Regions from separate parts of the Mus musculus genome. Here region 1 is linked to region 2. The links are chromatin loops, found by intact Hi-C in ENCODE. Cell type or tissue: gastrocnemius. All regions are shown on one strand. Each heading gives the region's core, and the rest is flanking DNA. Links, peaks and the distances in the headings are about the cores only. Region 1 overlaps Knop1 (lysine rich nucleolar protein 1). Region 2 overlaps Iqck (IQ motif containing K).

Region 1 (5,369 bases), core at 155-5,154, 77 kb after region 2:
CCAGAGGAAAGAGCTGACTATTAACTGTGCCATTTATTGGATCTGGTGGAAGACTGCTTGGATGTTCTCTCTGCTTCATCTGGTTTTTAAAAAAAAAAAAATGTCATGGAAGCCAGCTAAAGTCTTGATCACAGCTGTGTCTTGCAGTGCTGGCTTGAGTAGGCGCTTGGTAAATATCTGTTGAATATAGGTCTGTCTGGAGGTTTCAGGGAGATGGTGGACAAGGAATCAAGTGCTCAAAGCCTTTTCTCTGGGCTTTCCCGGCACCTCTCTGAGGATGGATGTGTTCTTTCCTTCCAGAAAAGGAAAGTGACGTGCAGAGAGGTGGGGTGATAGAGTCAAACTGAGTGAGGAGTTTGGATTTGAATGTAAGGCCATCTGCATTTGCACTTCCTGCCATTTAATTGTCTTTCCTCCTGCTCCCAAGGAATGGGAGCTGTTTCCCTTTCTCTCGGACCGCAGGCTGGGACTGGGTAGAATGGTAAACTGCATTATTTCTGTTTTTCTTCTCAGTAATGGTCAGCAAGACCCAGAAAGCAGACCTGGGCCCACAACTCCCAGAGAAGAAGAAAAAGAAGAAGAAGAAAAAGAGAGTGGTTGCAAATGTCTCAGAACCAGAGACTCAATACTCAGTCTTAAACAGTAATGATTATTTTATAGACGCTTCTCCTCCGAGGGCCACGTCCCCTTCTAACAATGTGGATGAGGTGCAGATCCCCGAGATATCACTGAGCAAGAGAAAGAAGAAAAAAAAGTCCTGTAGCACTCACTTGGAGGAGTGCCTGGGGGCTGAGCCTACACGGGCAAGGCAGAAAAAGTCACCTAGCCCTAGAAGGCAGGCCCTTGAGCAGTCAGCAGAAGGCCTCATCAGAGAGAAGAAAAAGAAGAGGCGGAAGTCCTTATCAAAGGCTGCCTCCCAAGGCTCAGGGCTGAAGACCTCCCCAGACCCCAAGCATGCCAAGGAGGTAAGCAAAGCTGGTAGGAAGTCCAAAAAACAAAGGAAGGAAAAAAAGGTTCCTGACACGGAAGCCCTTCCTCCCCAGGACGCTTGGCTCTACGAGGCTGGGGATTCCCTGCACTCATGCTTAGAGGGGGCAGAGGCAGAGGAACAGGCAGCCTTGGGGCAGAAAAGGAAGCAGGGGAGCCCCAGAGATCACAACATGAAGAAAAAGAAGAAGAAGACCCACCAGGAGGGAGACATCCTCCTGGTCAACTCCAGGGTCTCTGTGGAGAACAGCCTGAAGAAAGGGAGTAAGAAGTCAGTCAAAAGTGAAGCTTTGGAGTTCGTTCCAATAGACAGCCCGAAGGCCCCTGGGAAGAAGAAAGTCAAATCCAAGAAAAAGGTGGAACAGCCAGTTGGTGAAGGGCTGGCTGTGAAAAGGAAGAAGAAGAAGAAGAAGAAGAGGAAAGAGAACGGAGTAAAGGAAGACCCCTGGCAGGAGGAAAAGGAGGCAGGTTTCATTGGAGTTTGGGGGTGAGGTTGCCATATGGGTGCCTGCATACATGTCAGCACAGGCACTTGTGCATTTAGCTGATAGAACCCCAGCATCCTCGTGTGTGTGTGTGTGTGTGTGTGTGTGTGTGTGTGTGTGTGTGCGCGCGTGCGTGCGCGCGCAGTAATATGTACTGGAAAAGGATAGGAATTACCTGTTTTTTAGTAAACTGGATCCAGAGGCTCCTGTAGTGTCACCAGTAATGCAGGTGCCCTTCACTATATCCATAAATGGGGATCATTTTATGTAAATGTCTTGTGACTTGCTGTCTCTCAGGAGCCAGTAGCTGTCAGCTATAGGCTGTAGTGTTGCTCCTAGCTTAGTAGATCTCCGAGTATGTTAGGAGATGTCAGTGTCCTTTCCCAAAGCCAGTGTCTCGGCAGCCCAAGAAATGACCATCTGCAATGGGAGCAAGACCTGGCTTCTCCAGCTCTGTGCCAGCCATGGCCCTGTGGCTCTCACGAGGTGACGATGGACATTTTCTGAGGAGCGCCTGTGAGATACAGAGCCATCAGGAAGTTGTTGCTGGCCTGCGTCTACTTTCCCAGGCGGGGTTGGGATCATGGGTGACTCCCCGTTGCGGCCTGCAGGGTGGTTGTGGTTGCTGGCATTCTCCCAGCTTTGTCCTCATGCTTTAGGCTCTGTTTCACCACCCACAGCTCAAGTGTGAAAATGAGAAGAGAATTTGAGGGAGACTGTTCTGTTTCATGATGTGGATCCTGGGTAGACTTAGGTCAATCAGCATGGCAAACCAGCTCTGCTGCTTTCTATTCAGAAACTCAGACCAGGGAGATAGATGATTCAGTGGGTAAGAGTGCTTGCTCTGTAAGCATTGGGACCAGAGTTCAAATCCCCAGTAGTCACCTTAAAAGCTCTGCATGGCAGTATGTACCTGTAACTTCAGTATTAGTAGGGAGAGAGAGACAGACAAGATTACTTTGAGAGGCCCCATCGTGAGGCAATGAAGAGAGCGGTAGAGGAAGACACTACTTGTTTCCACCTGTGTGCACAGTGTGCGTGCAAAACACAAAAAATTCAGGGTAAGATGAACCTGGAGGTTTAAAGCTAGCTCCTACTCAATTTTAGGACCTCTTTCTCCCAGGAGACCAGGGGAAAGGTATCCCCTCTGCTTCACATCTACCAGACAGCTTGCACAGTTTACGAGTCACACAGGCCAGGCCAGGAGCAATAGTGTAAGGAGGGGTAAGGAAAGCTGCCCTGCCCCACGGGACCAAGCACAGCTTCTAAGGAAAGAATGCAAAAGCTTTGTCATTCATGATGGACCAGGAACTGATTGCCCCTAGCCTGCAGTTAGAGGGTACTCTGAGGACCCGGATAAATACGGTTGGGATTAAGACCTGCTAGGCCATCTGCAGGCCAAGGGTTACTCAGTTGCACACCACCCATTGAGTGGGGAGGCCTGGATTCAGATTAGCACTGTCGCTGAGCTGCAGAGTGGTTTCCCTTTCCCTCTCTGAGCCGCCTCCTCTCTGTGTCATCTGGCTTAGTGCCCACATTGGCTGAAAGGGACAGGGGGCAGGGCTTTGTTGCTGAGCTCAGGCTCCTTCTCGATGACAAACCAGTGCAGCCATGCTCTCCGGGTTTGTGTTGGCCTGCTGGAGCGAGGGCTGTTGATGGCTTGCCTGAGCTAACACCTTGCCTTCTTTGCAGGAGTCAGACACAGACTTAGAGGTGGTACTGGAGAAAAAAGGCAACATGGATGAGACCTGCATAGACCAGGTAGGACCCAGCCTGGCCTGTGTCCTCCCTTACTTCTTGTCACCCCCTAGATACCCTCACCACCCATCAGGTCACAAATTCTGGGCTCAGGGGGATTGGGGTCACCAAAGGTGTCTTGTCCAATTCCATGGCACCCCTCTAGGGGCAGGTGAACTCAGCCCACCTGCACCTCTGGCCAGGGGATCCCAAAGCCACTGTGACTTTTTCTGAGGGTCCTGACAGGCCCTCTCAGGGAGCCTATTGAAGAGTGTTGGGAAAATGGGGACCTTCGATCTTATAGCTAGAGCAGGCAGAAATGCTCAGCCATGCCCACGGGGTATCTCCACCAGTTCAGGAGCTTGAGAGAGAGCTTACAGACTAGTATCAACTCTGTCATGTGCATATCTCTATGTGGGATCTAGACTTTGTCTAACTGGGATGTTTTTATGTTCCTTTACCCCGGGGCCTGGCAGGACTGAGGAGCTGTGGGGGCCTGGGGTTAGTCCGTGCTTCACTGGCTGCTGACCCTTCTCTATGAGTCAGCATGGGTCTTTACAGGCAGCTGTAGAGAAGCGGGAGGGTGTGTTGGAAGGATATCTGCGCCCAGATAGATAACACCTGGTCCCCATGGTGCCTGCTGAGGCAGCACTGTGATAGAGATCACACAGTCCTCTGCCTCCTAGGTCCCCACCTCCACCTTAGGAGAAAAGGAAGATGAAGTAAAGTTTAGACGTGAGGAGGGCCACCCAGAAGAGATGGTGTGTGCCAGACCTGCAGTGGAGCTGTGGGTGTGAGGGAACTGCACTTGGAGGAGGGCTATGCATATATGGCCAAGGGAAGGGCCAGGGAATGTGCTGGAGCCTGTCCAGGGTGGGCTTGGACCACTGGCCTTCAGGGCTCCTAATCTCCATGCAGGGCCAGGAGTGCTCTGCTCAATAGGCCAAGGTCAATAATGCCTTAGTGGCCCAGGACAGCATGCAGAGGGGCCAGCCTTGGGGCCCCAGCTCTCCTAGGGCCTAGCCCTTGGCTGGGGTCTCCTTAGCCCCTTAGGACACAGCCAAATGTTGAGCAGCCACAGCTACCCAACACTGCAGAGCTCTTGGACTTTGCTGCTCTCTGCCTACTAAGTGTCTCTGAGGCTTAAGGATGGCCTTGAGTCTCCACTTCTGTTTTCCCCATAAATACTGGAAGGTGGTTGTGTGTAAAATGGGAAGATAACATGTCTGCGAATCCTCCTGCCCACTGTCATAAATGAGCTGCTCGTGCGTGCTGCTAGCTCCTTGCACTGTATGTGGCTGAGACCGGAGGCGCAGTGTGTCCTCACTGCATCTGTTGTGTTGACCCTCACCTGTTTCCCTCATCCCTGCTTTTTGTGCTACAGCAGCTGCTGTAGATTGTGTGGTTTGACTTGTACGGAAAGTACCCTCACTTCAAAGTTCTCGTCACGTAAAGGGGAAGCCAAGTTGGACCCAAATTCTTGAGAAGGAAGCAGACGTCCTGGAAGCTTCTGTGGTGCACTGTGGGCTGCTGGGGCCGGCAGAGGCCCGAGCTGGCCTCGCAGGAGCGCGCCTGCGCTCTGCTGCTTCCCCAAGGTCAAGCTTTCCAGTTTCTGCAGATAACTGATCCAGTGATCAGAAAGGGGGAGGGAGTTTTGCAAGGCTGCACGACCTGTTTAGCAGCATTGCTGGGATTCCAGCTTGTGTCTGGCTTGTTTCTAGAAAGGAGTGCTGTCCTCATGGAAGGCGACTACAATATGCACTGCACAAGAGAGGGCCTCAGCATTTCAGTTGGCCAAGTTCCCACACATCACTGTTACCGGATGTTCTGGTAAAGATGGATCATCCTATGTTACAGGAAAATCACTTGTCAAGAAATTGTGCCCATGACAAGTGTTTCAGGCCAGAGGACCAACTATTAACGAGAATGGCCTCTGCACTGGAGCAGAGTAAAGCTCTTGATCTTCCGCCTCACCTTTACGTAGCAGTAAGATCAGTAGAGAACAGGGTCTCATTGGCCTCTTCGTTTTATTTAGCTGCTTATTTACTCATTTATTTTGTCCCTGCATAGGTGAGACGGAAGGCCTTGCAAGAAGAGATTGATCGTGAGTCGGGCAAGACAGAGGCTTCAGAACCCAAAAAGTGGACAGTGGGTTTGTCG
Region 2 (5,369 bases), core at 190-5,189:
AGGGCCCGAATGCTCTGCTTGGTGCTGGTTGTTGACTCCCTTCTTCTTTGGAGGTTCAGTTTTAAAATTAGGAGTTTATGACTTTTTATGTCTTAGTTCCAGCTCTAAGCTTGTCCACATCTGAGGTCATGTCTATAACTAGCAAACTTTTTTTGATTGGGATAAACAAGATAGTAAATATTGTTGCTTTTGTGGGCCATGGAGTCTCTTTCAAACCAATACCATGCTGCCATAGAACACAAAAGCAGCTGCAGACAATATGCTAAATAGGTGTGGCTACGTTCCAGTAAAATTTTATTTGGAACAGAGAGAGAGAGAGAGAGAGAGAGAGAGAGAGAGAGAGAGAGATGGGGGGAGGAGAAGGGAGAGGGGGAGGGAGAGGGAGAGGGAGAGGGAGGGAGAGATGCACACATACACATATGAAGAAAAGAAAAAGGAAAAAGAACTTTTGTAGCCAGGTTGAATGGGACAGGCCTATAATTCCAATAACTAAACTAAAGCAAGAGGGTCACAAGTTCAAAGCCAGCGTGAACAACTTAGTGAGACTTTGACACAAAATAAGAAGGTAAAAGGAGTCCTGGAGCTGTTGCTCGAGGGTGGAGCCTTGTTTCACATGTATGTGGCCATAGGTTCAATCTCAAATGCTACAAAAAATATTTAATAAAGAATAGAACCCAAGGAATGGACAGTGGCTGGATACTGTCCTTCAGGTATGGTTTGCCAACCTCTGCCTTGACCCCTATGTAGGCATTACAGCTCCAGCCCCCAGCTTCTCCTGCTGCCCCTTCCAGCTCTCTCACACTATTCATCTGACACTGTGCCCTTGGTGAATCACGTGAATGCCTGTCTAGAAAAACTCACTGTCTCTCAAAGTTTAAGCTCAACAAATGACCCTGATGTCACTGGGGTTCTGTTGAAATAGACCCCCCCCCCCCAACCTGGGAGTTCTAATGCACACCAGTGAGGTAGAACAAGACCCGCAGGACTCCAAGTGATTCCAGGGAGCTGAAGCCTGGGCCACCCTGCTTCCCCGAGGGAGAATGCTAGGAATGAGCCTACTGCTCCAAGCCCTGCGGAGGACATCTGTACCGCTTGGCTGTTTCAGTTCCTACACAAACACCATGCTGATTACTGCAAAGCCTTCCAGTGTGAGTCAAGGGAACACTCTGGGGCTGTTAGCCCGTGGTCAGGAAAGCAGGATCTGGGTGAGTCACCAGCACCAGCTGCCTTTCCTGAGGTAGTCTCTGCAATGCCCGGATCTGAGAAGGCCTTCTCCCAGGAAGCCACACCTAGTTTTGTACCGAAGTCGTCCCCCCGCGCCCCCCCCCCCCCGCCGGGTGGGGGCAGGTCACAGCACATACATGAAAGAAATGGAATTTCCCCCACATTTCAGTGATGGCAGTTCAGATGGAGTTCATCCTGCTTCTCCTGATAACTGAGACTCATGATTAGGAATGAATCTGATTGCGTAGGCATTTAAGGTATTTGATGAACCTCTCAGTGAGTTACAGGGTAAATTACGTCACCGTGTGCTCTGCCAAGGACCCTGTCAGCCAGCCCGTTCTGAGCCCTTCCCTCCCGTCCCCACTTAGCTGACATTTGCTAACACAAGACCTGTGAGCACTCTTTTAGGAGTTATGTGCACACTATTAATTCTCAGAAGAAATCTCTGAGGTGGGCAGTATTTCCACCCTTTTCAAAGAGGAAATTGAGCCTCAGTCAAGCAAATAGTGCCCCGAAATTGGTATGTATTATAGCCCAGAATTTGAACCCCAGGCAACTATGAAAACCTGCTCTGGTGTTGCCATTCTACTCCTGACTGAAGCAGCAGCTTCAGGGTTGTTCTAATGTACGGTCAGGTTTGAAAGCCAGAGATTCCTCTGTCAGGGTTCTCAAAGAGTGTTCCCCAGGTTGCCAGCACTCCTAGTGCCCAAGGACCTGTTTGAAATGCAAGTTCTCAGGACCCACTCAGCCCTCCCGACTCTGGGGGAAGGGCCCTGATGCAGGTTAAAGACAGAGAACCGCGTGCAGTGATGTGGGTGTATATATATAACACAAGCACTCGGGAAGCTGAGGCAGAGGGTTGTGGGTTTGAGGACAGCCTGAGCTGTCTCCAAATACGTAAGTAAATATCAAGAGCCAGAGCTCGGGAGAGACCACTTGCCCAGCATGTGTGAGGCTCTGGGGACGGGGTGGGGAGCCACCACACTGTGCCCTTGGTGAGTCACGTGCATTCTTGTCTAGAAAAACCCACTGTCACTCAAAGTTTAACTGATGGATGCAGAGCTGGAGCTGCAGCTCAGCTGGTAGAATGCCTGATTAGCACAAATAAAGTGCTGCATTCCTGGGTTTGATCCCCAGCTCCGCATAAGCCAGGAGTGTTGCCATACTGTAATCCAAACTCAGAAGGTAGAGACAGGAAGGTCAAGAAGTTTAAACCCATCCTTGGCTACGTAGCAAGTTCAGAGGCTATCCTTGGCTACAGGAACCCCACCTCTGTGCCCCCCCCCCCCACACACATATGGGAGTCTATCCCCTGTCAGTGAATCTGGCCAACCTCATGATTTGCTCTGACCAATAGAAGGGAGCAGAAGTACTGCTAAGAGAACTCCATAATCTAAGGCTGAAGAAAGCTTGAAGCTTCTAGATTTGCCTCCTCATGTTATTTCTACATTTAAGGAGGCTCTTCTTTCAACTTACACCATGTTGAAAAGCCACATGGAAAAGAAATGCCAACCACCAGTGCCACCTGCCAGACATGTGAAAAAGAGCAGCTTGGCCCTCCCCTCTGTACGTAGTCACCTGCTAATCTGGGCACACAGGGAGCCAGCACAGTAGCCACCCAGCTCACACACAGACTCCTGAGAAACAGTCAAGCACTATGGACTTCTTCTTTAACATTACTATTGTTTTCTTGTTGTTACAGTACAGCGCGTGTGTATGCATGCACTGCAGTGCACTGTGGAGGTCAGAGGGCAATTCTGTGCAGCTGATTCTCTCCTGGACCTTTTAGAAGGATGCTCTTACCCACTGAGTCATCTCCCTAGGCCAAGTCTACAGATTCAAACCACCAAGTATTCTCATGGGTTGCTATCACCAAAGAGACTCAACCACAGCAGTGAAAGTGACCCGTGCACTTTTTACCTTTACAGACAAGTGCTCCAGAGGAGTGGAGAAGGGCAGCTACTGGGATGCCAAGCAGGATGGCAGGCATCTCACCTCTGCTCTCTGCTTGCCAAGCTTCCCAGTCAGACCCAGTACAATCTTCCGCCATCTCCATATAGGGTTATTCAACTTTTTTGACATCAGAAAGTGACACTGAGGTTTATAAATGTGATGGTCCTGCATTCACAGCTCTCTGGGTACACAGGGCCCTCAGGCTGCATTCACAGCGCTCTGGGTACACACGGCCCTTAGGCTGCATTCACAGCTTTCTGGGTACACACGGCCCTTAGGCTGTATTCACAGCTCTCTGGGTACACACGGCCCTTAGGCTGTATTCACAGCTCTCTGGGTACACACGGCCCTTAGGCCGTAAGCTAGGCATGTCTGAAAGCTGAAAGGTCTTTATTGTTAGCTTGTTGTTTGTCTTGAGACAGGTTCTTATTCTGTAGTAGCCCAGGCTAGAGTCTATCTCCTGATACTCCTGCCTCAGACTCTTGAGAGTTGAAATTAAGGCTTAGCACTGCCACCAACAGCTAAAAAGTTAAAATAATTTTGAGATATATTCTCATGTAGCCTAGGCTGGCCTTGAACTCACTATGAAGCCAAGAGTGGACTTAAATTTATGATCCTGCGGCCTCCATCTCCCAAATGTTGGGGTTGCATATCCATGCCACCATGTCCTTGTTTGAGGTCGTTCTGGCTATTGAAGCTGGGGCATCATGCATGGGAAGCAAGCACTATACCAACTAGGCTACACCCAGAGCCCTTGAAGAAATCCCTGACAACATTAAACAAGAGGTGTCATCATGTTACACTCTGCCCTGTAGATGATCTGGCCAGTCCTCCTCTGATTTTTCTTGTTTATTCTCCACTTCAAACCTAGGAACTGGAATTCAGTATTATTGCTAGACACAGTTCGTAGACGAGGAAAGTGAGGGTTAAGGAAGTTCATTGCCAATTCAAGGCTATGGGGCAAAGGAGATAGAATGGCATTAGGTTTATGCCAACCTACTCCACTGATGGCAACGCTCGCCCACTGCACTGATGGTATTACCAACCCACTCCACTGATGGAATGCCAGCCCACTGCACTGATGGCAAGGCCAACCCACTGCACTGATGGCAAGGCCAACCCACTGCACTGATGGCAAGGCCAACCCACCACATTGGCTGGTAGGCAAATCCTAGGTCATCTAGGATTCATCTCATACTGGAGTATGTCCTACTAGGCAAACAAGACAGAAAGGAGTTGCTTACAGCTTGCCAAGATGACAAGCTTTGGGGTACTTATACATGAAAACGTACCTGTAGTTTTATTTAAATAACTGAAGAAACTGGTGAGGGAAGGGGGAGGGAGAACCTAGCCTGAGACCTGATCCCAGAGCAGGCCAAGGCCCCTATTTATAGTGCTGTGGCCTACTTCAGCCTGCTGAGTGGCCAGACATTGCCCCAAGAAGGAGGCCTGAATGGGGACCACGGCAACTGGGTGCCTTCTTTCTGGGGCACCAGAGTCCTGCTGGGCACAGGCAGAAGTTTCTAGCCTGATCAAAAGAATGTTTTGAAAAATAACAGGGTTTCTCAGGCAGGAAAAAAAAAAATCCAACAAAAAACAAAGAACAGAAACCAAGAACTTAAGGACTACCACCAAGAAACAAACAAGCGGGAATATATTCTTATAGGGGTAAATGGACTTTCAACAGAGCTACACCCTCACAGCTAACAGGAGAGGACTGGGGTGAGAGATGGGGATGCAAAGCGGGGGGGGGGGGGGGGGGCAGGAGCACAATTGTCGGTCCTGTTTTTCAGGAGTGGAAAGGGAAACCAAATAATTAAAATAATGACAAGGCTGGCAAGCCAAGAAGCAAACCTCTGTACCCAAGCTGTTCCTTCTGCGTTAAGAAGCAGATTCTCTTTGTGCTGGGAATGATAATGTTGTCCTCTAATCCCGATGCTTGGGAGGCATGGAAAGGAGGTCTGCAAGTTCAAGGCCAGCTTTGACCACATGCTGAGCACAGTCTCAAAAAATAAAACTACAGAGCTGGGGGGAGGGGCTCCCTAAAAGATCTATAAGCAGTCAGTGGTGGCTGGGGAGAGAAAAACATTTACTTCAGTAGTGTGGCCACTGGTAGGTAAGGTGTTTATGCTCCTGTAAGCAGCCCTTATGGAACTCACAGGATCACATGAGGGGGGTGGGGAGGGGAAAGT

The links. A loop is a pair of places that touch in the nucleus more often than their neighbours do. Peaks named below come from ENCODE experiments on the same cell type or tissue, not always from the same donor. Only the 100,000 strongest peaks of a DNase experiment are listed, where the experiment ranks them.
Region 1: a loop joins it to region 2, with 1.9 times the contacts of the local background. A loop is called at or near these places in 6 of 42 quality-filtered maps.

What each region holds. Positions count from the first base shown.
Region 1 is chr7:118,848,485-118,853,853 of GRCm38, reverse strand. It overlaps Knop1 (lysine rich nucleolar protein 1), which reads left to right. Exons shown (of 5, transcript NM_023197.3): 2 at 514-1,451; 3 at 3,165-3,233; 4 at 5,280-5,369. Among named protein-coding and RNA genes, the nearest start is that of Iqck, 4.6 kb to the left of the region's middle. In gastrocnemius, for the core only: no CTCF peak of the experiment used is centred there; a DNase peak (open chromatin) is centred at 3,013; H3K27ac peaks cover 1,430 bases.
Region 2 is chr7:118,925,943-118,931,311 of GRCm38, reverse strand. All of the region lies in intron 7 of Iqck (IQ motif containing K), which reads right to left. Among named protein-coding and RNA genes, the nearest start is that of Gm39076, 56 kb to the left of the region's middle. In gastrocnemius, for the core only: a CTCF peak has its summit at 2,748; a DNase peak (open chromatin) is centred at 4,268; H3K4me3 peaks cover 822 bases; H3K27ac peaks cover 5,000 bases.